Linked DNA regions of Homo sapiens: all the other regions are linked to region 4. Evidence: chromatin contacts called from ENCODE Hi-C or POLR2A ChIA-PET data. All regions are on one chromosome and are shown on one strand. The core of a region is the stretch at or near the end of the contact, and the rest is flanking DNA. Distances in the headings are between cores, read along the strand shown.

Region 1 (5,389 bases), core at 821-3,320, 870 kb before region 4:
AAATAAATAATATAGTGTTAATTTGGGATTATACTGTATGCCAAAAAATAAAGTTCATACATTTATAGAACTAGAAGTAAGGCCAGGTATGGTGCCTCATGCCTGTAATCCCAATACTTTTTGGGTGACTGAGGCAGGAGGACTGCTTGAGCCCAGGAATTTGAGACCAGCTTAGGCAGCACAGTGAGACCCTGTCTCTACCAAAAATTAAAAAAAAAAAAACAAATTAGCTGGGCATAGTGGCACTGCCTGTGGTCCCAGCTACTTGGGAAGCTGAGGTGAGAGGATCCGCTTGAGGAGGTTGAGGCTGCAGTGAACTGTGGCAGCGCTACTGCACCCCAGCCTGGGTGACAGAGCAAGACTGCGTCTCCAAAAGAGAAGAAAGTCACAGAAGGAAGAGAAATCCCAATGAGTAATATTGCCCCTTTCTTAAAGAAGTATAATCGTTTAGTAGGAAAATGAGAAAGTTTGAAAGAGAGTATTTTTTTAACCTAAATGAAATCATAAATGGCTTCAAGAGGCTCTTTCATTTCATTTTTAATTGCCAAAACACTTTTGTCAAGTTTGAAAATACCTAAAAGCCATATATTATTTTAATATAGAGTCATTAGTTTTTCACGGAGTTATTCTTGATCGCTCTTTCTCCCTCACTTGCCACAGTCAGTCCTTTATAGAGTAGTGCTGATTCTGTTGCCTTCACATTGCTGTAATCTGAGCCTCCTTGTTCTCTTCAACCGCTGCTGTAGTTTAAGCCTGGGTTTGCAAACTAGCAACTCAAGGGCCACCTTCAGCCTACAGACAAGCTGTGTTTGGCCTGTGCAAAGTTGAAAGTTTAAAAAATTTGTTGCCAACGTTTAAAAATTTGGAAGTAGTGCTTAAAAATGCAGATCCTAGCTTCTTTTAAAAAATCAAAATATCATAGCTAGGTGTGGTGGCTCGCACCTGTAGTCCCAGCTATTCAGGAGGCTGAGGAAGGAGGACTGCTTGAGCCCAGGAGTTCCAGGCTGCAGGGAGCTATGATTGCGCCACTGCACCCCAGCCTGGGCGACAGAGAGAGACCCCGTCTTTGAAAAAGAAAAAAGAGAAACCAGAGTATCTGGCAACCCTAGGCCCACGTTTCTTTCAACTGGTTCGCTTCACTTCTTAGCATTACTTGGTTATCCCCCATAAGGATGACCAGTCTCCTATCTAGCCTTCCACCGTTACCTCAATATAGTATTATATCTGCCCCATCTCCTGTCCACATTGTCAAAAGTGGCTTTCTCATCAGATTCGATCAAATCACTTCTTGATTTGCATATGCTTGATTTGCTGATTGTTTTCAGGATAAAATCCAAACTCCTTAAAATGGCATTTCATGATCTGGTTTCCCCACACCAGAATGCCCACACCATGCTGCTGCTCACTCCTTCCCAGCTCTGGCTACCCAGCACCTGCAGTTCCCAAGCCAGCACTTCCTTCCTTGTATCTGCCGTGTTGCTCTCTCCACCTTCTCTTCTTTCTCCTGGCTAACCCGTACTCAGCCTTGAAAACTCTGCGTTGACATCCATCTTCCGAGAGCCCCCAGAAGCCTTTCTCTCCTGCTCTTTTATGATCCCAAAGCAACCTGTGCTCTTGTTTGTGAGCGCTTCATTTAAATGCTCGAGGTCTCCAAACACCACCAGCGGACATTAAGCCAGGGCGGGCTGAGTGGGGTTAATCGTACCGGGATTAGATTAGCGTTATTGCCTAGTCTACATCTCGGACTGAGTTCGGTCCCCAGCGTGTAATGTCACGGGGGTGAATAAGGATACGCCCCGGCACGGATTCCTGAGACCAAGGTCCCCCGCCGCTTGCAAGCCGGCCCAGCCAACCACCGGGTGCGTAGTAATCCACGAGCGCGGCCTGGGATTGGAGGGCGCGGCCTGCGGGAGCGGCCTGGGATTGGAGGGCGCGGCTTGCGGGAGCGGCCTGCCGTTGGAGGGGCGCGGTCTGCGAGCGCGGCCTGGGATTGGAGGACGCGTCCTGCGGGAGCGGCCTAGCCTCGGAGTGCTCGCCGGGGGCTGTAGTCCCCGGAGCCGGAAGTGGGGGTGGCCGGGATAGAAGCCGCAGCCCAGGCGGCGGTCCCTCCCGCTGTCGCCGCCCGGGTGTAGCGCATCACCCGGAGCCCACCGGCCGCAGGTGCCTCCTCCGGCCCCAGGGGGCCCCGGGAGCCCTGAAGGGCGAAGCGGCAGGGACGCCTCTCTTGGGCGAAGAGGCGGCCTCACCGCCCCGGATGCGGCCGGAGGGCGCGGGAATGGAGCTCGGAGGCGGCGAGGAGCGCCTGCCTGAGGAGAGCAGGTGGGCTGGGAGCCGCCGCGGAGTCGGGGCAGCGACAGGCGCCGGAGCCCCGGGAGGCTTGGGAGGGCGCGGGGTCACGGAGAGAAGGGCCGGGCGCGACGAGTCTTGAGGACGACGGCTGCGGAGGACTTGTTTGGGAAGCATTTCGCAGAGGAAGGACGGGCGGGGCGGGGATGGGACGAAGGAACCGGCTTAGGGTGAGGAGGGTGGGTGGGATTTGCGGAGGGCAAGGGCAGCAGAGGAGGGTGAAGCTCAGATCCAAGACTGCTGGAGAGGAGGTGGCAGCTGAGAGACTGGGCGAAGAGGCCAGAGGGGTGCAGTGAGGTTTTACAGGCCAGAGTCTATAGACAGGGGCAGGGCACCACCCGGACTGAAACTTGCCGTGACAGCAAGTGGGGCCAACGCGAAGAGGATGTGAGAATTCCTGGGAGCAGAGGTGAAGCGTTATGAGTGGCCTCGGAAGAAGCTTAGGCAGAGATGAGCATGGGGATGAAGGCGAGGAGAGCCTGGGGAGAAAGTGAGCGAGTGTCATGGCAGTGCGGTGGGGCGGGGACTGCTAATGAGACCAGAAACTCTGCACTTTGTCATTGCCGAATCCCTGTCAGAGAGTGGCAGGACCTCTGTGCCATTTCCTTTTCGTCTTCAAACCTGTCCCTTTTTCCTCACAATGCAAACTAAGCAAGTTCACATTTATTTATATGGAACCATGTCAGAAAGCTCATATCTTCTAGAAATTGGGGGATTTAAAATATAAAAACTACTTTGGACCGGGTGCGGTGCCTCACACCTGTAATTCCAGCACCTTGGGGGAGGCTGAGGCGGGTCGCTTGAGTCCAGGAGTTTGAGACCAGCCTGGGTAACCTAGGGAGATCCCCGTCTCTACAAAAATACAAAAATTAGCTCGGCGTGGTGGTGCTCACCTGTGGTGCCAGCTACTCGGGAGGCTGAGGCGAGAGGATCACTTGAGTCCAATAAGTCGAGGCTGCATTGAGCCGAGATCGCACCACTACACTCCAGCCTGGGTGACAGAGGAAGACCCTGTCTTCAAAAAACAAAAAGCCAAAGAAACCCCGAACTACTTTGACTAAATGATGAATCGGAGTCTGTAGAGATGCCTTCCATATTTAGGGTTTGCTTCATTAATAACTCTGGTCTTAATCTTTTTTAAAGAGGCTGGAATGCTGACAGGCGAGAGCAGGAATGTGGCTTAAGGGAGTCATACTTGACATTTATTATTTTATTTTTATTTTATTTTTTGAGACACAGCCTCACCCTGTCCCCCAGGCTGAGCGCAGTGCCGTGAACACGGCTCACTGCAGCCTCCAACTCTTGGGCTCAAGCGATTATACTAGCTCAGCTTCCCAAGTAGCTGGGGATATAGGTGCCAGCTACCACATCTGGCTACTTTAAAAAACTTTTTTGTAGAGACAGGGTCTCACCATATTGCCCAGGCTGGTCTCTAACTCCTGGGCTCAAGCAATTCTCCCCCGCCACGTCGGCCTCCCAAAGTGCTGGAATTAACAGGTGTGAGCCACCAGGCCTGACCTCACTTGACATTTAGAAACAGTTTCAGATATAATGATGGTCTCAGGAGCAGCTGGGATCCAAAAACTAGAAGCAGAATATTTACCTCTGAGAAAATATCAACAAGGGAAGATTTATGAGATGTTCCTGGGTGAAGACTTGCTATTTTTAAGGGTGACTCTACTTTTATGTGCAAAGTGGCCTGTTGAACAAAACCTGGACTGACAGGACTTTGGGGCTCCTGCCTGAGATCTGAGAATGATTTGTGCTAAGTGAAACTGAACATCTTACTTCCCTTTTCCATGTTTCAGTTTCTGCTTTGCCTATTTGACTATTTATTCTTCCTGCAGATGTCTGTGACGTGCTTCGTGTGAAAGGTCCCATGTAAATTCTAAACACGTTTTAGGATTGTTTTGATTTCCCTCTACCACTTCATGTGAGGGAGGCTGGGTTAGTTATTTTTTTAATGTATGTAACAAATGCTATTTACCACATGCCAGGAATTGTTTTAAGGTATTAAGATATGAATACTGCGTTAACTTCTTTAATCCCTATAACTATTGTATGTGGTCGGTACTACTGTTATTGCTGTGTCACAGATGAGAAAGCTGAGAAATGGACAGGGTAAGTAACTTGCCAAGGTTGTACAGCGAATCCCTGGCAGAACTGGATTCAAACCCAGGCAGTTCGGCACCAGAGTCTGCGCTTTTTTTTTTTTTTCTTTTTTTAGACAGGGTCTCACTATGTTGCCTAGGCTGGTCTCAAACTCCTGGGCTCAAGATATTCTCCAGCCTCGGCCTCTCAAAAGTGCTGAGGTTACAGGCATGAGCGACCATGCCGGCCCAAGAGACTGCACTTTTTTTTTTTTTTTTTTGAGATAGAGTCTTGCTCTGTCGCCAAGGCTGGAGTGCAGTGGCACCGTCTTGCTTCACTACAACCTCTGCCTCCCAGGTTCAAACAATTCTCCTGCCTCAGCCTCCCAAGTAGCTGGGATTACAGGTGCCCGCCACCACGCCCAGCTAATTTTTTGTATTTTTAGTAGAGACGGGGTTTCGCCATGTTGGCCAGGCTGGTCTCAAACTCCTGACCTCAGAGGATCTACCAGCCTCCGCCTCCCAAAGTGCTGGGATTACAAGCGTGAACCACCGTGCCCGGCCCGAGTCTGTACTTTTAATACTCACCCTATGCTGCCTCTCACTATGCTAATAGTAACAACGGAAGTATAAGATAGTGAATAAATTTCACAGCATTCTGTGCCTGTCATTCAGGCCAGTAGGATAGCTCCTTTGCAGAATCTTTTCCCGTCTTTTATTCTTTTTATGATTGCCTCTTAACCAAAAAACTTTAATCAAAACTTAATTTTAGTAGTGGGGTTATCCTCACAAAGTCACTCCCGTCATTGTTATAGGCATACTGTGTTGGCGGCTGATTAATTCAGAATGCGTTGTTTAATGAGGCTTCATGGTACTGATGGCCTCCTTAGCTCCAGATACACAACTGGTAAATACACATTCCTTGTGCCTATTAATTGAGGCTTTGTGACTGG
Region 2 (5,005 bases), core at 1,063-3,562, 840 kb before region 4:
ATGTCATCCCCTGTCAGGGCCTCGTATAACTACCTGGAACTCTAAGCTCATCTTGCTTTTTTATCAGAATTTATTCTCAGCCAGTAATCACATTGGAAAAGAGCTAATCAACTAATTGGTATTAAAGTGTGTATACTTGGCTGCGCGTGGTGGTTCATGCCTATAATTCTAGCACTTCGGGAAGTTGAGGCAGGAAGATCACTAGAAATTTGAGGCCAGGAATACAAGACCAGCCTGGGCAACACAGCAAGATCCCTATCTCTGTAAAAAATTTAAAAACTTAGCCAGCCATGGTGGTGCATGCCTGTAGACTCAGCTACTCCGGAGGCTGAGCTGGGAAGATTGCTTAAGCCTGGGAGGTTGAGGCTCCAGTGAGCTATGATTGTGCCACTGCAGCCTAGAGGGAGACCCTGTCTCAACAAAAAAAGCAAACCCAAAACAGCAAAAAGCACCATCCTAGGACTGAGGAGGCAACATTGTATCATAGACTGACAAAAGTCTTTGGAGTCAGTTAGAACCTAGATCAGAATCTAGACTCATTGCTCACATCCATGGGAAATAAAGTGACGTAGCAGTTAAAATTACGGACTTTTGAATCAGACTGCTCACATTTTAATCTCAGCTTCACCATTAACTGAGTGGTGCTGGGCAAATTATATAACTCTTTTGTCTTTGTATTCTCTTTTTTTTTTGATACAGAGTCTCGCTCTGTCGCCCAGGCTGGAGTGCAGTGGCGTGATCTCAGCTCACTGCAAGCTCTGCCTCCCGGGTTTACGCCATTCTCCTGCCTCAGCCTCCCGAGTAGCTGGGACTACAGCGCCCGCCACCACGCCCGGCTAATTTTTTTTTGTATTTTTAGTAGAGACAGGGTTTCACCGTGTTAGCCAGGATGGTCTTGAACTCCTGAGCTCATGATTCGCCCACCTCAGCCTCCCAAAGTGCTGGGATTACAGGCATGAGCCACCGTGCCTGGCCTGGAATTTTTTTTAATGCAGTTCTGCCGTATGCCCTTCTCTCTTCTTACTCTGTGTATTTTCCTGAAGCAGTTTCATCTGCTCACATTGCACGATCACTCACCCATTGATGACCCCCACCTCAGGGTTCAGCAGGTTCACCTCTCTGCTGAACTCTAAATCCAGAAGATTAGCTGTCTCCTGTACCTTACTGTCTGGCTGTCTTTCAGGCCCGAGCACAACATTACCAAAACTAAACTTATGTTCTCTCATGAGATTGCCCTTCTTCCTATTTGTGGCATTGACCTGCTCAGTCTCCCAAGTCAGAAACTTGGGAATCCTGCCAGTGTGTTTTACAGAAACTCAGTGCAAGTTTCCCAGGCTGCTGACCAAAATAGCTACCAGATGAGTGGCACTGCCACTCAATGGGTCAGGTACTTGTGTCCTAATAGCAAATGGGTTCTTCTCTTGGCCCTGTTACTAATATTAAACTGTCATCTAGAGTAATCACTTAACCATATTACAAGACAGTTTCACTATCTGTGCCTGAAAGAGAAATGGAAGTCAAATCAATGAGAATCTCAAATGAAAGCTGCTTGATAAATGCAAAACACTATTCACATATCTTGTTATAGTTATTAAGAGTGATAATATCTGGCTAGGCACAGTGGCTCATGCCTGTAATCCCAGCGCTTTGGGAGACTGAGGCGGGCAGATCACCTGAGGTCAGAAGTTTACGACCAGCCTGACCAACATGGTGAAACCCCATCTCTACTGAAAATACAAAATTAGCCGGGCGTGGTGGTGCATGCCTGTAATCCCAGCTACTCGGGAGGCTGAGGCAGGAGAATCGCTTGAACCTGGGAGGTGGAGGTTGCAGTGAGCTGAGATTGCACCATTGCACTCCAGCCTGGGTGACAAGAGCGAAACTCCATCTCAGAAAAAAAAAAAAAGTGATAATATCTGTGAAAGTATCTGGTCATCAGAATGAAAAATATCAAAGCATATGATCATCTGCAAAATAGCAGTAGTATTTTTAATTTTTTTATTTGTTTTTATTTTATCTTTTCTCTCTCCTTTTTTACATGCCTCCTATCCTGAGAACCCCAGTAGTGTTAGTAATCAGAAGCAGAGCTAATCAGGCAGATTTGTCATATGGACACACACACATTTAGCAACTGCAGGCTCTAGTGGGAAGAATCAAAAGATCCGTGCCGGTTTCCTTGCTGCTCTGTTCTGCCTGGTAAAGATCTGAGAATTAAAGTCTGCGTCAAGAACTTGTTTTTCGCTTTCATTTCCTCCCTCTGAAAGATGAGGGCTTTCAAAGGTTTCAGGCTGCTGCGTCATCACCGAGCTATTCTGGGTGTTGTGCCCTCGTCAGGAGGAGGGGCTGATACAGTGATTCATGCTGCTCATGTCCCCTCTGGGCTCTCAGGAGGATGCGTTATGGAATGTGAATTGTATTTTTAAAAATTCACTCAGGGCCTTAGGAAAGCTGTAACATCATGATCGTATTCTTAGAGGGATCTCATTTTTCTTGACAGCTGCATCTGGGCTACCTTTTTAGTCCTTCCAGAAGGCAAGGCATATTTGATAGCCTCTTTTCTGTTGCTTAGAAATGTGGAGACATTTAGCCCCTGAGATTGCTCAGCTGAATAGGAGAAGTGAAAGGATTCCTCCTTTTGCCACAATCAAGAAGAAACTAGTTCTTGGCAGCATAGATGGTCCAATTAAAAAAAAATCAATAATGAAAAAAAGACCTCTGTGGTTTTTTTCTGAATATGTAATGTAGGTAATATATTTTCTTTGTTGAAAATTCAGAAAATACCTAAAAGACTTTAGAAGAAAGTAAATATCACCCATAATCCCAACACCAAGCGATAGTCACCACTCTAACATTGAGGTATATTTTCTGCTTTTTTCTATGTATTTATGTGTTTTAAAAAAAACATTAAGGTTGTACTATATATATCACTCTATAACTTGAAAAATATTTAATTTTTGAACACTGTATTTTACGTAGCTAGATAATCAAAAAAGTATAAAACTATACAGTGAAAAGTCTTGCTCCCTTCTGATCACATAAAAAACTACCATTTACTAGTTTCCTTACAGAGAATTTTTTTTTTTAATTAAAAATTTTTTTTAAAGACAGGGTCTCACTATGTTGCCCAGGCTGGTCTCAAGCTCCTGGCCTCAGGCAGCCTCCCAGCTTGGCTCCCAAGGTGCTGGGATTACAGGCATGAGCCACCATGCCCAGCCCTTCCAGAGAATTTTTATGCTTATAAAAGCAATTACCAATGATTTTCTTTGCTATACCTGCAAGTTTTTAAATATAAATAATAGCATACTGTAGTAACTATTCTGTATCTTGCCTTTTTCACTTAATATGTTTTGTAATTCATCCGAAATCATTACATAGAGAGCTTCTTCATTCTTTCTTACAGCTGTCATTTTATAATATTCCATTGTACGTATGTACCATCACTTATTTAGCCAGTCCCCTGGTGAATGGATATTTAGATTGTTTCCAATCATTTGCTATTAGTAACAGTGCTTGTGTATAAATAATTTTGCCCTTTACCGTAGGATAAATTCCTAGAATTCTTAAAGGGCATGTGCATTTGATATTTTGATAGCTATTGCTAAATTACTCTCCAGGAAGTTATGTATATAAATATCCTCACCAGAGGCCAGGCGTGGTGGCTCACGCCTGTAATCCCAGTACTTTGGGAGGCCAAGGCAGGTGGATCACGAGGTCAGGAGTTTGAGACCAGCCTGGCCAATATGGTGAAACCCTGTCTCTACTAACAATACAAAAATTAGCTGGGCTTAGTGGCATGTGCCTGTAGTCCCAGCTGCTTGGGAGGCTGAGGCAGGAGAATCACTTGAACCCAGGAGGCAGGAGGCAGAGTTTGCAGTGAGCCAAGATCACACAACTGCATTCCAGCCTGGGCGACAGAGCAAGACTCCATCTCAAAAAAAAAAAAGTAAAAGATTACACTTCTCTTAGCATGAAAAGATATTATAAGTGTCATTGAATTTTTTTCCCTGTGAACTTTTTCCTATTTTATTCCTATTTTCAGTAGATTTAGTCTTTTCCTACTGATTTATAGATATTCTTTATTTATTGAGGAAATTAGTCCTTTGTAATGGGAGTTGCAAATATTTTTTCCTAGTTTGTCTGTTGACATTTCTTTCTTTTTTTTTTTTTTTGAGATGGAGTTTCACTCGTTACCCAGGCTGGAGTGCAATGGCACAATCCCAGCTCACCGCAGCCTCTGACTCTGGGGTTCAAGCGATTCTCCTGCCTCAGCCTCCCAAATAGCTGGGATTACAGGCATGTGCCACCATGCCCAGCTAATTTTGTATTTTTAGTAGAGATGGGGTTTCACCATGTTGGTCAGGCTGGTCTTGAACTCCTGACCTCAGGTGATCCACCCGCCTCAGCCTCCCAAAGTGCTGGGATTATAGGCATGAGCCACCGCGCCCGGCCGTCTTTTGACATTTCTTATGGTGGCTTTTACTGTGCCAAAATATCTGACTTTTAGTAAGTCAAATTAATCAGTTCTTTTATGACTTCTCTTAGGGCTTTGTGTGGTGCTTAGAAAGGGCTTTTCTACTGTGTGATTTTTTTTTTTTTTTGAGACAGAGTCTCACTCTGTTGCCCAGGCTGGAGTGCAGTGGCACGATCTCAGCTCACTGCAACCTCCGCCTCCTGGGTTCAAGCAATTCTCCCGTCTCAGCTTCTCGAGGAGCTGGGATTACAGGTGCATGCCACCACGCCTGGCTAATTTTTGTATTTTTAGTAGAGACAGGGTTTCACATATTGGCCAGGCTGGCCTCGAACTCCTGACTTCAAGTGATCCGCCTGCCTCTGCCTCCCAAAATGCTGGGATTAAACGGGTGTGCGCCACCACACCCAGCCTACTCTGCAGTTATTAAGAGTGTTTTCCCATGGTTTTGTCTATTACTTTTATGGCTTAGTTTTTTACATTCAAATTGTTCCATCTGTAATTTATTTGGAATGTATTTAATTTCCTATGCATTTG
Region 3 (5,150 bases), core at 1,710-4,209, 550 kb after region 4:
AGGCTCTGGCCGGGCACGGTGGCTCACACCTGCAATCCCAGCACTTTGGGAGGCCACGGTGGGTGGATCACCAGAAGTCAGGAGTTTGAGACCAGCCTGGCCAACATAGTGAAACTTCAGCTCTACAAAAAATACAAAAATTATATGGGCGTGGTGGTGCATGTCGGTAATCCCAGCTATTCAGAGGCTGAAGCAGGAGAATTGCTTGAAACCAGGAGACAGAGGTTGCAGTGAGCCGAGATTGCACCACTGAACTCCAGCCTGGGGGACAGAGACTCTGTCTCACAAAAAAAAAAAAAAAAAAAAAAAAAGAGGCCGGGTGCAGTGGCTCACACCTGTAATCCCAGCACTTTAGGAGTCTGAGGCAGGCAGATCATGAGGTCAGAAGTTCACGACCAGCCTAGCCAACATGGTGAAACCCCGTCTCTATAAAAAATACAAAAATTAGCCAGGTGTGGTGGTGTGCACCTGTAATCCCAGCTACTCGGGAGGCTGAGGCAGGAGAATTGCTTGAACCCGAGAGGCGGAGGTTGCAGTGAGCCGAGATCATGCCACTGCACTCCAGGCTGGGGGTCAGAGCGAGATTCTGTCTCGGGAAAACAAAAAACAAAAAAAACCCTCCCGGAAACACAGCACCCCAGGCTCTGTTGGAAGGGAATGTGGGGCCCAGGTGCTGCTCTATCCCCTCCTCAGTCCCCTGGATCCCAGCTTGATTCCTCCACTATTCTGCCTCAGTGAGGAGTTGCTGAAGCACTGGGGGCTTCCAGAACACAGGGGTGCCTCCCTCTCCCAGGCTCAGAGGCACGGTTCTGTCATCCGACAGTCCAACCAGCAGAGCTCGTAGGAGGCAGGTCCCTTCAAACACCACCTCACCCTTTCCTCTCCAGGGCTGCTGGCCTAGCAGGCCTGCCAGGGTGGGGAAGGTGGACACAGAGGCCTGTGGGAGACACAAGGAGGCACAGCCTCTTGAGCAGGCAGGAAGTCTCCAAGTCCAGAGAGCACATCCTATTCCTGCATACAACATCCAGGAAGCTTGCCTGGGCTTGTCTCACATTTCCCTCTTGGCTGGTTAGTTTCAGGGTCATGGCTAGGATATGCCTGATATGGAGAAGCTTCTCTTGCTGGGGAAAGGTACTGACACCTCCACACAACTCACGCAGAATTTTTTTTTTTTTTTTTTTTTTTGATACAGAGTCTCATGCTGGAGTGCAGTGGTGTGATCTCGGCTCACTGCAAGCTCCGACTCCCTGGTTCAAGCAATTCTCCTGCCTCAGCCTCCCAAGTAGCTGGGATTACAGGCACATGCCACCACACCCAGCTAATTTTTGTATTTTTAGTAGAGACCGGGTTTCACAATGTTAGCCAGGATGGTCTTGATCTCCTAACCTCATGATCCGCCCGCCTCGGCCTCCCAAAGTGCTGGGATCACAGGTGCGAGTCACCGTGCCTGGCCAACTAATGAAAAGTTTAAAGAATTTATATCTAGTTTTGGATGTTAGGCATGCACACACAAGTGCATGCACACTCATACACATCATCTCCACAAGCCCCATCCTGGCTCAGCCCTATTCTGATGGGTCAGCAGGACCCCAAGGAGAGAAGGGTGGGTCCTTGGCACTAAGACAGTTCACAGTGGTTAGCTGACTCCTTCTTGCCTCCATTCTTTCAGGAACTGCATATAGTACAGAACATGACAGCGATTCGAAAAACAATATCCCAGCTGGCTGTGATGGCTCATGCCTGTAGTCCCAGCACTTCGGAAGGCTGAGGTGGGATAATCACTTGAGCCCAAGAGTTCAATAGTAGCCTGGGCAGCATAGCCAGATCCTATCTCTACAAAAATTAAAAAGATTAGCCACGCGCGGTGGCATTCGCCTGTAGTTCCAGGTACTCCAGAGGCTGAGGTGGGAGGACTGCTTGAGTCCAAGAGGTCGAGGCTGAAGTGAGCGGTGAGTGTGCCACTGCACTCCAGCCTGAGAAACAGAGCAAGACCCTGTCTCAAGTGGGAAAAAAAAAAAAAGGAATCCCTGCCCTTTCAGCCTCTCCTGTAAACAGGGATTACAGGCACGAGCTACCTCATCGGGCCTTAGTTTTTGAAGCTAGCAGAGGCCAAGATACAACAGCCTTCTAAAACAGGACCAGGGACTGGTGCTTATAAGCAGGGAATGCGGCAGAGTACGATGGCTCACGCCTGTCATCCCAGCACTTCGGGAGACCGAGGTGGGCGATCACCTGAGGTCAGGAGTTGGAGACCAGCCTGGCCAATATGGTGAAACCCCGTCTCTAATAAAAATACAAAAAAAATTAGCCGGTCGTGGTGGGGCGCGCCTGTAATCCCTGCTGCTTGGGAGGCTGAGGCAGAATTGCTTGAACCTGGGAGGTGGAGGTTGCAGTGAGCCGAGATCGCGCCTCTGCACTCCAGCCTGAGTGACAGAGCGAGACTTCGTTTAAAAAAATAAAAATAAATATATATTTTTAAAAGCGGGGAATGCAGCCTAAGTCTCTTTCCTTCCTTCCTTTTTTTTTTTTTTTCTTTTTTTGAGACGCAGTCTCGCTCTGTCGCCAGGCTGGAGTGCAGTGGCGCGATCTCGGCTCACTGCAACCTCGGCCTCCTGGGTTCAATAGATTATTCTGCCTCAGCCTCCAGAGCAGCTGGGGTTACAGGCACGCGCCACCACGCCCGGCTAATTTTTGTATTTTCAGTAGAGATGGGGTTTCACCATGTCGGCCAGGATGGTCTTGAACTCTTCCTGACTCAGGTGATCCGCCCGCCTCGGCCTCCCAAAGTGCTGGGATTGCAGGCCTGAGCCCCCGCACCCGGCCGCCGCAATTACTTCTGCACCAGCCTAATACCTCAAGTCCAGGAGCCTCAGGCCCCGCGTCTATTTCCTCCGACTGCGGCGCGGCTGATACTGCCTGAGGCGGGTGGAAGCTGTCGCGCGTCCGGACGCGACCAGTTCCCGCCCAGCAGCCGGTGCGCAGGCGCGGGCAGGGAGGGCGGCTGTGCGGGGCGCTCGCGGGCTTCAGCGAGGCGGGAGGGCGGCCCTGTTGCCCTGGAGACGCTTTCCCTGCTGCCGGCCGCGACCGCAACCCGCTAGGCCTTCATCGCGAGCTACGCCCGGACCGAGAAGCCCCGGCATGGCCACGTCCATCGGAGTGTCCTTCTCGGTGGGCGACGGGGTGCCTGAGGCTGAGAAGAACGCAGGGGAGCCCGAGAACACCTATATTCTGCGGCCTGTTTTCCAGCAGAGGCGGGTAGAGGACGGGCTGTGGCGGGGCGACCTCGAGCGCGCTGGTCTGAGGGGCGGAGCTCGCCTGGGACCTGGGCCACGGAAGGAGCGCGGGGGACGCGCGGGGTCCGCGGGGCGGGAGGCGGGAGGCCGCGAGGCGGGCGGGCGGCCCTGCTGTGACGTCCGGGCGCCCCTCCCGCTGCAGGGGCCGCAGGGGACCCCACCCGCTTCCTCAGTGTTTGGGCGCCGGGCGCGTCTTAGGGTGGCGCGGCGGGAATGGTTGGCCCTGGGAAACCCGCGATGGCGTCCTGAGTAAGGAGATGGGTAGAATAGAGGCAGGAAGCCACTCGCGTCGGATGCCGTTCAGCCGTGATTCGAGGGTGACTGTGCACACGGGTGCCAGGATGGGCTCACTCCCGGCGCGGGAGCTGCATCTGTGCGAAGTCCTACCCGGGTGGGATCTGGAGGCCCTTAGACCACCGCAGCGAGCCCTCGCTAGGATTAAGGCTCACGGGCCAGAGCAGAGGGTACTCAGCTAGGTTTGTGAGATCACTAACTTTACACACACACACACACACACACACACACACTGAAAAAAATATCAGGCTCACGGGCCAGAGCAGAGGGTACTCAGCTAGGTTTGTGAGATCACTAACTTTACACACACACACACACACACACACACACACACTGAAAAAAATATCAGGCTCACGGGCCAGAGCAGAGGGTACTCAGCTAGGTTTGTAAGATCACTAACTTTACACACACACACACACACAACACACACACACACTGAAAAAAAATGTCAGGCTCACGGGCCAGAGCAGAGGGTACTCAGCTAGGTTTGTAAGATCACTAACTTTACACACACACACACAACACACACACACACACACACACACACACTGAAAAAAAATGTCAGGCTCACGGGCCAGAGCAGAGGGTACTCAGGTTTGTAAGATCACTAACTTTACACACACACACACACACACACACACCACACACACACCACACAACACACACACACACACACACACACTGAAAAAAATGTCAGGCTCACGGGCCAGAGCAGAGGGTACTCAGCTAGGTTTGTGAGATCACTAACTTTACACACACACACACACACCACACAACACACACACACACCACACAACACACACACACACACACTGAAAAAAATGTCAGGCTCACGGGCCAGAGCAGAGGGTACTCAGCTAGGTTTGTAAGATCACTAACTTTACACACACACACACACCCCATATTTGCTTGGCAAATATGGAAAACAGGAATTTTGATTATAATGTGATACAAATTTCTTTGTTTATTTTTATTCTCTTGGTAACTCACAGAAAAAGTGATACAAATTTCATACAGGATTTTTCCCTTGGGTAGAATGAACACAGAGAAAGATACCCTCAGTTATCTTGGTAAAAGGTTCTGAATGCCCAGAATGCCATTCAGCCGTATTTTTTTATTTTATTTTATTTTATTTTATTTTGTGAAAGCGTGCAGAACAAAATTAACAACAAGTATATATTTTGTTTTGGGGGAGAGGGGAGTATGAGAAGCTCATTATTGGATGTATTGAGTTGCCTAATAAACATTCATATGGAGCATGAGTTGGAATGTGTTGAAGTTCAGTGCAGGTCCAGGTTGAAGATACACATGTGGCCTATGATTTGTCTTAATTTGTTTATATTTTATAATAAAAAATATGAAAAAGAAGGATTAAGTGGTACTAATGACAAAAAGATGGGAGAAGTTGCGGTATGAAGGTAAGCTGGGGTTGTGGAGTCACCGACTGGATGTTCACAAATTGTTCCATTCAGGTTCAGGCCCTCTGTGGTTAAAGACTGTATCCATGCTGTGCTCAAGGAGGAACTGGCAAATGCTGAATATTCTCCAGAAGAAATGCCTCAG
Region 4 (5,576 bases), core at 1,145-3,644:
ATTTTGAAAATATTACCCACGCCCAAAAAAAGTCACAAGGGTTTCACCATAATAGGTAAGAAAAATACATGTAAAGCACTGTGACCACCTTACCAGTTGACCCTTTCTGAGCGTCTACCAAATTCTTTAAATCAGTGACAGAGTACAATCTAACCAAGAAAAGAAAAAGGAACTAAAAATTCGCAAAGACATGCTTAATATCGCAAATGCCAAGGTGATCTACTTCAATCAGATGTTTGGCAACTAGAGAAGCACAGAACCCCGTTCTCAAACTGAGCTCCATAGGAAGCTGGCTAATAACACAAAGTAAATGGCCATGCATGCCAGGATGAAGGAGGCAGAAAGGCAGGCCTGTGTATAGAGCACTGGGTTTATGACAAGCTAGAATAAAAGCAAAATATTGTTAAATTTCAATTTTTCTATGATTTTTGAAGGATTCACATAATGGCCTACCAAAAAAAAAAAAAAAGGCTGATTTAGAAAGTAATATAGCCCAGGCGCAGTGACTCACTCCTGTAATCCCAGCACCTTTTTTTTTTTTTTTTTTTTTTTTTGAGACGGAGTTTTGCTCTTGTTGCCCAGGCTGGAGTGTAATGGCACTATCTCAGCTCACCACAACCTCGCCTCCCGGGTTCAAGCTAGTCTCCTGCCTCAGCCTTCCGAGTAGCTGGGATTACAGGCATGCGCCACCACGCCTGGCTAATTTTGTATTTTTAGTAGAGATGGGGTTTCACCATGTTGGTTAGGCTGATCTCGAACTCCCGACCTCAGGTGATCTGCCCGCCTCGGCCTCCCAAAGTGCTGGGATTACAGGCGTCAACCACCGCGCCCGGCTGATCCCAGCACTTTTGAGAGGCGGAAGCAGGTAGATCACTTGAGGTCAGGAGGTCGAGACCAGCCTGGCCAACATGGTGAAACCCCATGTCTACTAAAAATACAAAAATTAGCCGGGCGCGATGGCGGGCACCTGTAATCCCAGCTACTCTGGAGGCTGAGGCAGGAGAATCGCTTGAACCTGGGAGGAGGAGGTTGCAGTGAGCTGAAAAGATCGCGCCACTGCACTCCAGGCTGGGTGTCAGAGTGAGACCCTGTCCCCCCTCCAAAAAAAAATTGTGAGCCCAGGTGTAAATGAAGCCCCCCTCCCCAGCACCCTCCTCTACATACCAAGCTTTTCTCCTAGAAAAGATGCACTGGGAAAAAGCTATCTTGAGTAAAGATCAAAACTGATATAAGCCATCCCTCATATACCAATAATATGCCATCAATAAGCGTGAGACATGTGGATGGCTAGGAGAGAGTCTGGTTTCTTCCTGATGCTGCCCACCCAAAACAGAGACTGCAGTTAGGCTCTGACCACACGAGCGCCTGGCATCTCTAGGCAACCTTTTCCATACCAAGCTTAGTTATTCCGGGCAAAATGCAAAAAAAAAACATAAGTAGGAACCTATCATGAAGTGTCCTGGATATTCTTAAATTAAATTTAACCAGATTCTCAAAACATTTCATAACTAACGTCTGCTTTCTTCATTTAATTCTCCAAACATTATAATTTACATTGGTAGAAGAAAGTCCCACTTTACCTGCGGTGAAAAAGGTCGAAATGTCTATCTAGCATGAGATGAAAAACACTACCAGAGAGCAGGGTAGGATTTCACCTCGGCTATTCTCGCTCTAAGTCCAAAACTCCCACATCCTCTCCGCATCCCTCCACCCCGACAGAGTGGCCACAGGGCGTAGAGCGGAGGCTGATACCGCTCAGAGCAGACCGAAGGGAAAAGACGTCTCCCACCGCGCTCATGCCCAACCGGGCTCTCTGGAAAAGGGTCCCGGGGAGCGCGAGGAAAGAAACGAAGGCCGGAAGGAGGCAGAGCGGTCTAAGCAAATAAAAACCCCGGACTTCCACGGCGGCCGGAGCTGGAGGCCTGTGACAGCGGCTCCTCCTCTCAGAGCTTTCCCGGCTTCAGGAGGAGCTGGGGGGCGCCAGCTTCCCGGTGCCTGCGACGCACAGCCCGGCTGGAGCGAGAGCGCAGGGCAGCGGCCCCTCGGGACGAGCTCGCTCGCCTCCCCCGGAAAGGGAGGCTGTGGCCGAGACGGACGGCGGCCTCCAGCTCGGGCGGGGGAGGGCGGCTCGAGGCCTCCGGACCGGGCGCTGAGGTGGCGCACCGGCGCGGGAATGGCCCCAGCCAGCCCCGCCAGGCGATCGCTGAGTCCGTCACTCGTCTGCCCGCGTCCCCGCTTACCTGCTACCCTCGTTCCTGGCAGCTGCCCCGCCGCCGGCCCCGTCGCGGCAGCAGCCTGGACCGCGGACCCCGCCTTCGTCAGCTCCAAGGGAAGCCCCGCCAGCGACGAGGCGTCCGGCCTGTTCGCCGCGGCCACAGCCGCCGAGCTTCCTCTGAAGCGGCTGCCGCGACGCCGGCGCTGGCCTATCGCGTCACCTCCTCCGCGCCCTTCCGCCTGCGAGGCTGGGCCTGGCACCGCCCGCTTCCGGCGCTCCCGCCCCGCCTCCCGACCCGGGGCCGCCCCGCCCCCGCCCGTCACCGCGTCCTTAGCCCCGGCCTCCCTCAGAACGCGCTGGGATGGGAACCGCGTTCAGGAGCTGCTAAGCGCGTTTGAGACTTCAGCCCCTTCTCCAGCTTTTAACCTAAAAGGGCTAAATCAGACCGCAGCTAGTGTACACCCCTACCCTCCGCTGATCCCGTCACCCCTGCGCCGAAAGCAAAAGACCCATTCCAGCTCTGGACGTTGTGAGGCCTGGCCCAGGCGTCCGCTCTCTGGTTTTCCTATTGATCTTACCCCTGGTATTGTGATTGGCCTCTTTATCTATGTCTTACCCGCCCCAACTGTGAATGCTTTCCAAAATTATAAGCCGATGTCCTGACAGGCAAAAACATAATAATAGCAGATTTATGGCGGAAGATGAGTTCAGTTTTGAACATACTCGATCTGGAAGAATAAAGTGGAGGTGACTGCAATGGAAAACCAACAGTGCGTTGCTGAGAGCCTGTGTAGGCAGTAAGGATATGCATTGATGGTGGAGAAGATAAAAACAATACCGAAGCCAACTGCAGGATGGTTTGCTTTTAATTATCATCATGTGTCAGAAAATTCTAAACAATGTTAATGAAAAAGTACTCCTTTCCAAACAAAAGCTTTGTTTAGTCTTAGTTCTAAGCAATGGCTGCAATTACTGTTGATTTTTTTTTCTTTTTTCTTTTCTTTTTTTTTTTTTTCCAAACAGGGTCTTGCTGTCTCGCCCAAGCCGGAGTGCCGTGGCACACCCTAGGCTCGCTGTAACCTCTGCCTCCTGGGCTCAAGCGATCCTCCCACCTCATCTTCCAGGGTACCTGCGACCACAGGCTCCTGCACCACGCCCGGCTAATTTTTTATTACTATTACTATCATTATTTTTGTAGCGATGACATCTCCCTATGTTGCCCAGGCTGGTCTTGAACCCCTGAGCTCAAGTGATCCTCCCACCTGGGCCTCCCACAGTGCTCGAATTACAGGCGTGAACCACCACACCAGGCCCTCTCACTTCTTTTTAACAGTTTCTCTTTGTCAGTGATTTTTTTTTTTTTTTTAGAGGAGTGTCGCTCTGTCGCCCAGGCTGCAGTGCAGTGGCGCCATCTCGGCTCACTGCAAGCTCTGCCTCCCGGGTTCACGCCATTCTCCTGCCTCAGCCTCCTGAGTAGCTGGGACTACAGGCGTCCACCACCACGCTTGGCTAATTTTTTTTGTATTTCTTTAGTAGAGACCGGGTTTCACCAAGTTAGCCAGGATAATCTCGATCTCCTGACCTCGTGATCTGCCCGCCTCAGCCCCCCAAAGTGCTGGGATTACAGGCGTGAGCCACCGCACCCAGCCTGTTAGTGATTTTTAGCCATTTATTTTGTGCCCTATCTTTGTTTTCTTTGTATTTATCTGTCTTGGATATCATTGAGTTTCTCTGATTTGTGGGTAGATGTCTTGCATCAGTTTTGAGAAATTCTCAATCATTATCTCTTCAGATATGGTTTTTGCTGCATTCTCTATGCCTGTTCTCCGAGACACCAATTACATATGTAAGATTATTATTATTATTATTGAGACAGAGTTTCACTCTTTTTGCTCAAGCTGGAGTGCAGTGGCGCAATCTCGTCTCACTGCAACCTCTGCCTCTGCCTCCCGGGTTCAAGCGATAATCCTGCCTCAGCAGTATTATCTACTGAGGTAGATAATACTATTATAATAGTATTATTATCGAGTAGCCAGAATTACAAGCGCCCACCACCACGCCCGGCTAATTTTTGTATTTTTAGTAGAGATAGGGTTTCACCATGTTGGTCAGGCCGGTCTTCAACTCCTGACCTCCGGTGATCCACCTGCCTCAGCCTCCCAAAGTGCTGGGATTACAGGCATGAGCCACGGCACCCAGCCCATATGTAAGATTATTTGATCTTGTTCACCGTGTCTTTTACACTTTGTGATGTCAATTTTTTTTTCAATTATTCAGTTTGAAGGTTTTCTGTTTTTCAGGTTATTGAGTCTATCTTCTATAATCTCCAATCTGCTGTTAAATCTATACATTGAGTTCTTAATTTTAAATATTAGATTTTCAGGTTTTGTTTTTTTTTGTTGTTGTTGTTTGTTTTTTTTTTTTGAGGCCAAGCTTCGCCCTTGTTGCCCAGGCTGGAGTACAATGGCGCAATCTCGGCTCACTGCAACCTCTGCCTCCCAGGTTCAAGTGATTCTGCCTCAGCCTCCCAAGTAGCTGGTATTACAGGTGACCGCCACCACACCCAGCTAATTTTTGTATTTTTAGAAGAGATAGAGTTTCACCATGTTGGCCAGGCTGGTCTCAAACCCCTGACCTCGTGATCCACCCATCTCAGCCTTCCAAAGTGCTGGGATTACAGGCGTGAGCCACTGCATCTGGCCTGTTGTTACCATCCTTATATCCACGAATACTCATTATTTAGCTTCTACTTATAACTGAGAGCATGTAGCATTTGGATTTTTGTTCCTGCATTATTTCACTTAGGATAACAGCCTCAAGCTACATTCATATTTCAGCAAAAGACATGACTTCATACTTTTTATGGCTGTGAAGTATTCCATAGCGTGTTTGTACATTTTCTTTATCCAGTCCACCATCGATGGGCACCGAGGTTGACTCCATGTCATTGCTATTGTGAACAGTGCTGCAATGAACATACAAATGCATGTGTTTTTTTGGTAGGATAATTTATTTTCTTTTGGATGTATACCCAGTAATGGGATTGCTGGATCAAATGGTAGTTCTGTTTTAAGTTATTTAAGAAATCTCCAGGCCGGGCACAGTGGATCACGCCTGTAATCCCAGCACTTTGGGAGGCCGAGTGGAGCAGATCACCTTAGGTCAGGAGTTTGAGACCAGCCTGGCCAACATGGTGAAACCCTGTCTCTACTAAAAACACAAAAATTAGCTGGGTGTGGTGGTGGGTGACCGTAATCCCAGCTACTCTGGAGGCTGAGGCAGGAGAATTGCCTGACCCTGGGAGGCAGAAGTTGCAGTGAGCCGAGATCGTACCACTGCACTCCAGCATGCGTGACAGAGC
Region 5 (5,174 bases), core at 1,435-3,934, 730 kb before region 4:
TGGGGGTCAGCCCCCTGCCCGGCCAGCCGCCCCGTCCGGGAGGGAGGTGGGGGGTCAGCCCCCCGCCCGGCCAGCCGCCCCGTCCGGAAGGTGAGGGGCGCCTCTGCCTGGCTGCCCCTACTGGGAAGTGAGGAGCCCCTCTGCCCGGCCACCACCCCGTCTGGGAGGTGTACTCAACAGCTCATTGAGAACGGGCCATGATGACAATGGCGGTTTTGTGGAATAGAAATGGGGGAAAGGTGGGGAAAAGATTGAAAAATCGGATGGTTGCCGTGTCTGTGTAGAAAGAGGTAGACATGGGAGACTTTTCATTTTGTTCTGTACTAAGAAAAATTCTTCTGCCTTGGGATCCTGTTGATCTGTGACCTTACCCCCAACCCTGTGCTCTCTGAAACATGTGCTGTGTCCACTCAGGGTTAAATGGATTAAGGGCGGGGCAAGATGTGCTTTGTTAAACAGATGCTTGAAGGCAGCATGCTCGTTAAGAGTCATCACCAATCCCTAATCTCAAGTACCCAGGGACACAAACACTGCGGAAGGCCGCAGGGTCCTCTGCCTAGGAAAATCAGAGACCTTTGTTCACTTGTTTGTCTGCTGACCTTCCCTCCACTATTGTCCTGTGACCCTGCCAAATCCCCCTCTGCGAGAAACACCCAAGAATGATCAATAAAAAAAATAAATAATTAAAAAAAAAAAAAGATCTTCAAGGTCAAGAGGAATCGAACATGAATAACAGACTGTTCTCATGGCTTCACTCCCTTCTGGCAGCATCCAGCTTCTCAAGGGCAGTGAAACACCCAGGAAGGCACTGGCTTGGGAAAACCATTCCTTCCTGAGAAGAAACAAAGAAGAAATACGATCACGCGTACTTTTGGGTAGATACTCAGTACTGCTATGAAAGGTCCTTTTTTCCGGAGTTATTTAAAAAAAAAACAAACAGATGCCTTTTAAGGGTTATTATGTTTCAAAATGTCAACTTGTTAGAGCTAAGGATCCTCCCTGTGTTCCAGAAAAACACGCTTCTCCCAAGAGAGGTGGCCTTGGCTTAATTCCATTCAGCAGTGAGGTTAATTTGGACAATTTGATGGATGAGTAGTTACTAAGCACCCACCGTACCCCGTGAGTCCAGGTTTGTGGGCAATGCTAGGATGAATCAGCCATGGCGCCTGTCCGTGAGAGGCTCTCCTCTAGCTGAAGAGAGAGTGACTTTAGTTCTGTGATGGCACAGACCTAGTACCATAGTGTCTGGATGACTCAGCTCCCGATGACGCTCGGCTTGAAGGGTCTGTTGAGGGAGGACCTCCAGATCACTTTGCATCTGGGAAATGGGTTAGTTACCCTATTTCCTCCCAGTGGGAAGAGGAGGGGCTGCACTCTGCCAGGTACCCTGGGCTTCATGTGGGAGCAACTGCTATCTCTTCCCCTGCTGACGACACAAAGGGCTGTGCTTCGCTTTGGACATGTCGCGCGCTCGTGTGTAACCAGCTGGCTGAGACCCACCATCGGGCCTGGAGGAAGAAAAGCGCAGGGTGCTGCAGGGGAGCAGTTGGCGTCTTTTCTCCACTCCACAGGCCAGGGTCGGAGGGCTCATGGTGGGTGATAGTGCAACCTGCCTCGGCATCTGAGGGATCGCACATGGGGCTCAGAGGCAATGCTCACTTCTCCTGGTTGTTGTTTTTTGTTTGTTTTGACACCCTTGCCTCATTTAAAACTTTTCAGGTGGGGCACGCTGGCTCATACCTGTAACCCCAGCACTTTGGGAGGACAAGGCTGGCAGATTGCTTGAGCTCAGGAGTTCGAGACCAGCCTGGGCAACATGGCAAAACCATATCCTACAAAAATACAAAAATTAGCTGTGGCACACTCCTGTGGTCCCAGCTACTCCCGGGAGGCGGAGGCTGCAGTAAGCCAAGATCACACCACTGTACTCCAGCCTGGGCGACAGGGAAACCCTGTCTCAGAACAACAACAACAAAACTTTTCAGCTCAGGCAGTTTTCTTTTCAACCCCTGCATTTTTTGTTTGTTTGTTTGTTTTTTGCGGAGGAAGGCAAGTATTGTTCCTGTACAAAACAGGCTGCCGGGTGCCGTATGGGAGCGCCGCCTCCAGGTGAGCCATCCTGGGTTCCAGTCCAGCCTCTATTCACTTCAGGTGGGTGTTTTACCTCTAAACCTCAGCATTGCCATCTGCACATAGAACCAGCCTTTCTGGTTTCCAGCTGAAAATAGGTTATGACTAGAAAAGTAAAGAATGTTGAATTGGGCCGGGCGCGGTGGCTCACGCCTGTAATCCCAGCACTTTGGGAGGCCAAGGCGGGCAGATCACCTTAGGTCAGAAGATCCAGACCATCCTAGCTAACACGGTGAAACCCCGTCTCTACTAAAAATACAAAAAATTAGCCGGGCCTGGTGGCGGGCGCCTGTGATCCCAGTTACTCAGGAGGCTGAGGCAGGAGAATGACGTGAACACGGGAGGTGGAGCTTGCAGTGAGCCGAGATCGCACCACCGCACTCCAGCCTGGGAGACAGAGCGAGACTCCGTCTCAAAAAAAAACAAAAAAAAATAGTGTAGAATTGCCTTTTGGAAGTACCCTCCCTTCCTTTTTACACAGACAGCCGGGGCTTGGTGAGGAAAGCTTGCCCAGGAACCCAAGGGAGCGAGAACAACAGACAAGCCAGGCAGCCCCGGCTACGATGGCTCTTACCGGGCACCTGAGCCTTCTTTAGACAGGGTCTCTATTTGCAGAGAATGAGCGGCCAATTACGAATGAATGTGCTTGCCTCTGCATGCATAGCCCCTCACAGTTTACACACACATTAGTCACTCTGCAGGCTGCACAGGCTTCTGTCGCTCCCAGATGTTCATCGCTCCTGGAAACGATTCGGTCTTTCCCAGCCCAGCGCCAGGCAGCTCCTCAGATCCCAAGGCACTTGGCTTCCCCTGGAGCACAGCGTTCTCTCCACGGGGATGGCTGGGCAGGAGAAAGGACTCTGAAGATGGGCCTGTCCCTGCCTCCAGCCCAGCTCTGCTTCCCCTCAGCAACCTTGGGCCTCCGTTGGGGCTGGGTGGGCTCAGCCTCCTCCTCTGCCTTAGAGCAGTGCCTTCCCACGTGGGGCGAGGTCCCCCCGGAGTTGTCATCTGTGATCAGGGCATTTTAAGCAGAAGCTGGAGCTCTCCCTTTGGTGGACTCTTGTCCGATGCTGGAGAAGGGCGACCTCTAGTGTTGGTTCATAGAAGCGGCATAGCGGCTTCTTCCTGCCTCTGAGCCCTGCTGGGACCTGTCTGCAGAGGAGAGGGTCCCGCAGCTAAACTGGCTGTGCCAGGAGAAAGGTGGGGAGGTCAGTACTGTCCTCGGCATGGGGAAAAGCATAGCAGGATGTGAGCAGGCAAACGCTGGGGTGGCATGCTCTGTGAGGGAGCCGACTGCATGGTGACTGACTTTCAGGGTCTCATCATCTTCATCAGCACCACCCCATTTTTTTGAGATGGACAATCACATTTGTTCCAGTCTTCAGTAAAGTGCCTTACAATTCCGGATTAAAGTCCCCCTGACCTTCCCTTCTAAACAGATTTGCCCAACCTAAGCCCCTCCTATAAAGAATTGAACAGCTGGTCGGGCGCGGTGGCTCAGGCCTGTAATCCCAGCACTTTGGGAGGCCAAGGCGGTGGATCATGAGGTCAGGCGTTCAAGACCAGCCTGGCCAACATGGTGAAATCCCATCTGTACTAAATATACAAAGATTAACTGGGTGTGGTAGCTCGCTCCTGTAGTCCCAGCTGCTCAGGAGGCTGAGGCACGAGAATCGCTTGAACCTGGGAGGCGGAGGCTGCAGTAAGCCGAGATCGTGCTATTGCACTCCAGCCTGGGAGAGAGAGTGAGGCTCTGAGCTGCGACTGGCCACAAGACACGATGTCCACAGTACTGAGGAGGCACAGGCTTTGGGAAATAAAGTGGGATAGGGCTGCATGATGGGAGAGGGCTCACCCATTCCCTTCCCACACCCACAAATACGTTCAGAACCTTTGTTGTTGTTTCCTGTGGCTTATCATCTATCTCTACTCTGTGTTATTCTGCTGAGTTTGATGAGACCCAGAACTGCTGCACCAACCAGGTCTAATCGACCGCTATTTGTATATAATTTTTGGCAAACCTGTTTCCAACTACAGGTAGGGTGCCTACCCATCTCGGTTTGCCTGGGACAGTCCTGGCTTATATCTATCACCTGGCACATTTATGAATAGTTTTCTCCCTCTGAAAAGACTCCCATTTCGATGATAAATTACACAATCCCCCTATTCACAGATAGTCTCCCTAAGAAAACTTAGGCATTAGGATTTAGAAGATATGGGAGATAATGCCAGGACTTTGAGATTTAAATGGTTATTATAATCTTGGCATAATTAGCTCCAAGCTTCCTGGCAGTTAAACAAAAGAAAAACATGAAGTGTTAGAAAGTTGATTCTGCCTTATAAAATGACGCATATTACATCTTCTGGAGGGACATATTTATCAGGCACTAACTTTCAGGAGGATTTTTTCATGTAAACTGTTATATAAGGAACACTAAGTAACATAAGGGACTAGGTCCTCCGTGGGGTTTTTGCAGAAGCTTTTATGTGGCCATCTTCTTTATCTTGATGCTCAAAAATGACTGTGCTTTTCCAATTCTCTTTCTCTGTGAAAAGTGGGGAGGCAATAAAAATGATTTCACAGGGATTAACTGAGCTCTTATGGCTCAAAGGCCAAATAAACGATAAACATCAAAACATTATCATTTTCATGCATACCATCTTGTCCAAACCTCTTCCTTTAGTGATAAGAAAGCCAAGGTTCAGAGAGGGAGGAGTGACATGGTTAATCAGTGGCAAAACTGACTGGCCTTAAGAGTCCTGTTTCATTCCGAATGCTAACACAACTTCAAATTGCTGTCACCAAGACACTGTTGAAATTCCGTCAGGCCACCAGTGTGGGGTGGGAAGAGGATACAGAAAAAAAATCCAGAAGCCTGAGTTTTGAACCATAGTGGGCATGGTGGCCCAGATGCAGAGGCTAGAAATTGTTTCCAGTCATCGTCATTAAAAAAAAGTTATTAACGCCAGGCATGGTGCCTCACGCCTGTAATCCCAGCACTTTGGGAGGCCGAGGCAGGCGGATCACCTGAGGTCAGGAGTTT

Evidence for each region. Hi-C counts contacts between places; a loop is a spot of excess contacts on that map. ChIA-PET counts read pairs that join two places held with the same protein, here RNA polymerase II (POLR2A). Pooled maps may share reads with other maps.
Region 1: a loop to region 4 is called in a pooled map, with 6 times the contacts of the local background. The contact joins the promoter of RUBCN here to the promoter of SENP5 in region 4. A Hi-C loop is called at or near these places in 8 of 50 pooled maps. POLR2A ChIA-PET finds 5 or more read pairs at or near these places in 2 of 52 experiments (activated CD8-positive, alpha-beta memory T cell and activated T-cell).
Region 2: a pooled map shows a loop between it and region 4 (14-fold over the local background). The contact joins the enhancer-like site here to the promoter of SENP5 in region 4. A Hi-C loop is called at or near these places in 6 of 50 pooled maps. POLR2A ChIA-PET finds 5 or more read pairs at or near these places in 2 of 52 experiments (T-cell and activated T-cell).
Region 3: a pooled map shows a loop between it and region 4 (15-fold over the local background). The contact joins the promoter of TM4SF19-AS1 here to the promoter of SENP5 in region 4. A Hi-C loop is called at or near these places in 8 of 50 pooled maps. POLR2A ChIA-PET finds 5 or more read pairs at or near these places in 2 of 52 experiments (CD4-positive, alpha-beta T cell and WTC11).
Region 5: POLR2A ChIA-PET joins it to region 4 with 12 read pairs in Panc1. The contact joins the enhancer-like site here to the promoter of SENP5 in region 4. POLR2A ChIA-PET finds 5 or more read pairs at or near these places in 3 of 52 experiments (AG04450, HEK293 and Panc1).

What each region holds. Positions count from the first base shown.
Region 1 is chr3:197,733,585-197,738,973 of GRCh38, reverse strand. It overlaps RUBCN (rubicon autophagy regulator), which reads left to right and starts at 2,070. Exons shown (of 20, transcript NM_014687.4): 1 at 2,070-2,319. The coding sequence starts at 2,255. RefSeq lists a silencer at 1,807-2,356 and enhancers at 1,945-2,792, 3,723-3,772.
Region 2 is chr3:197,709,763-197,714,767 of GRCh38, reverse strand. All of the region lies in intron 2 of RUBCN (rubicon autophagy regulator), which reads left to right. Among named protein-coding and RNA genes, the nearest start is that of RUBCN, 25 kb to the left of the region's middle. RefSeq lists enhancers at 2,058-2,427, 2,136-2,430, 2,151-2,771. Within about 2 kb of position 2,312, at least 39 of the 41 ENCODE cell types and tissues checked have a DNase peak (open chromatin) inside an H3K27ac peak, as active enhancers do.
Region 3 is chr3:196,316,141-196,321,290 of GRCh38, reverse strand. TM4SF19-AS1 (TM4SF19 antisense RNA 1) reads right to left here and starts at 2,959. Exons shown (of 2, transcript NR_046724.1): 1 at 2,854-2,959. DYNLT2B (dynein light chain Tctex-type 2B) reads left to right here and starts at 3,051. Exons shown (of 5, transcript NM_152773.5): 1 at 3,051-3,251; 2 at 5,060-5,150. The coding sequence starts at 3,139. TM4SF19-DYNLT2B (TM4SF19-DYNLT2B readthrough (NMD candidate)) reads left to right here. Exons shown (of 6, transcript NR_037950.1): 6 at 5,060-5,150. LOC107986031 (a long non-coding RNA gene) reads left to right here and starts at 3,700. Exons shown (of 2, transcript XR_001740547.2): 1 at 3,700-4,317; 2 at 4,449-4,849. RefSeq lists an enhancer at 3,122-3,221 and a silencer at 3,282-3,531.
Region 4 is chr3:196,864,738-196,870,313 of GRCh38, reverse strand. It overlaps SENP5 (SUMO specific peptidase 5), which reads right to left and starts at 2,394. Exons shown (of 10, transcript NM_152699.5): 1 at 2,241-2,394. RefSeq lists an enhancer at 885-1,386 and a silencer at 2,038-2,617.
Region 5 is chr3:197,597,249-197,602,422 of GRCh38, reverse strand. No RefSeq gene overlaps it. Among named protein-coding and RNA genes, the nearest start is that of BDH1, 44 kb to the right of the region's middle. Within about 2 kb of position 2,684, at least 5 of the 41 ENCODE cell types and tissues checked have a DNase peak (open chromatin) inside an H3K27ac peak, as active enhancers do.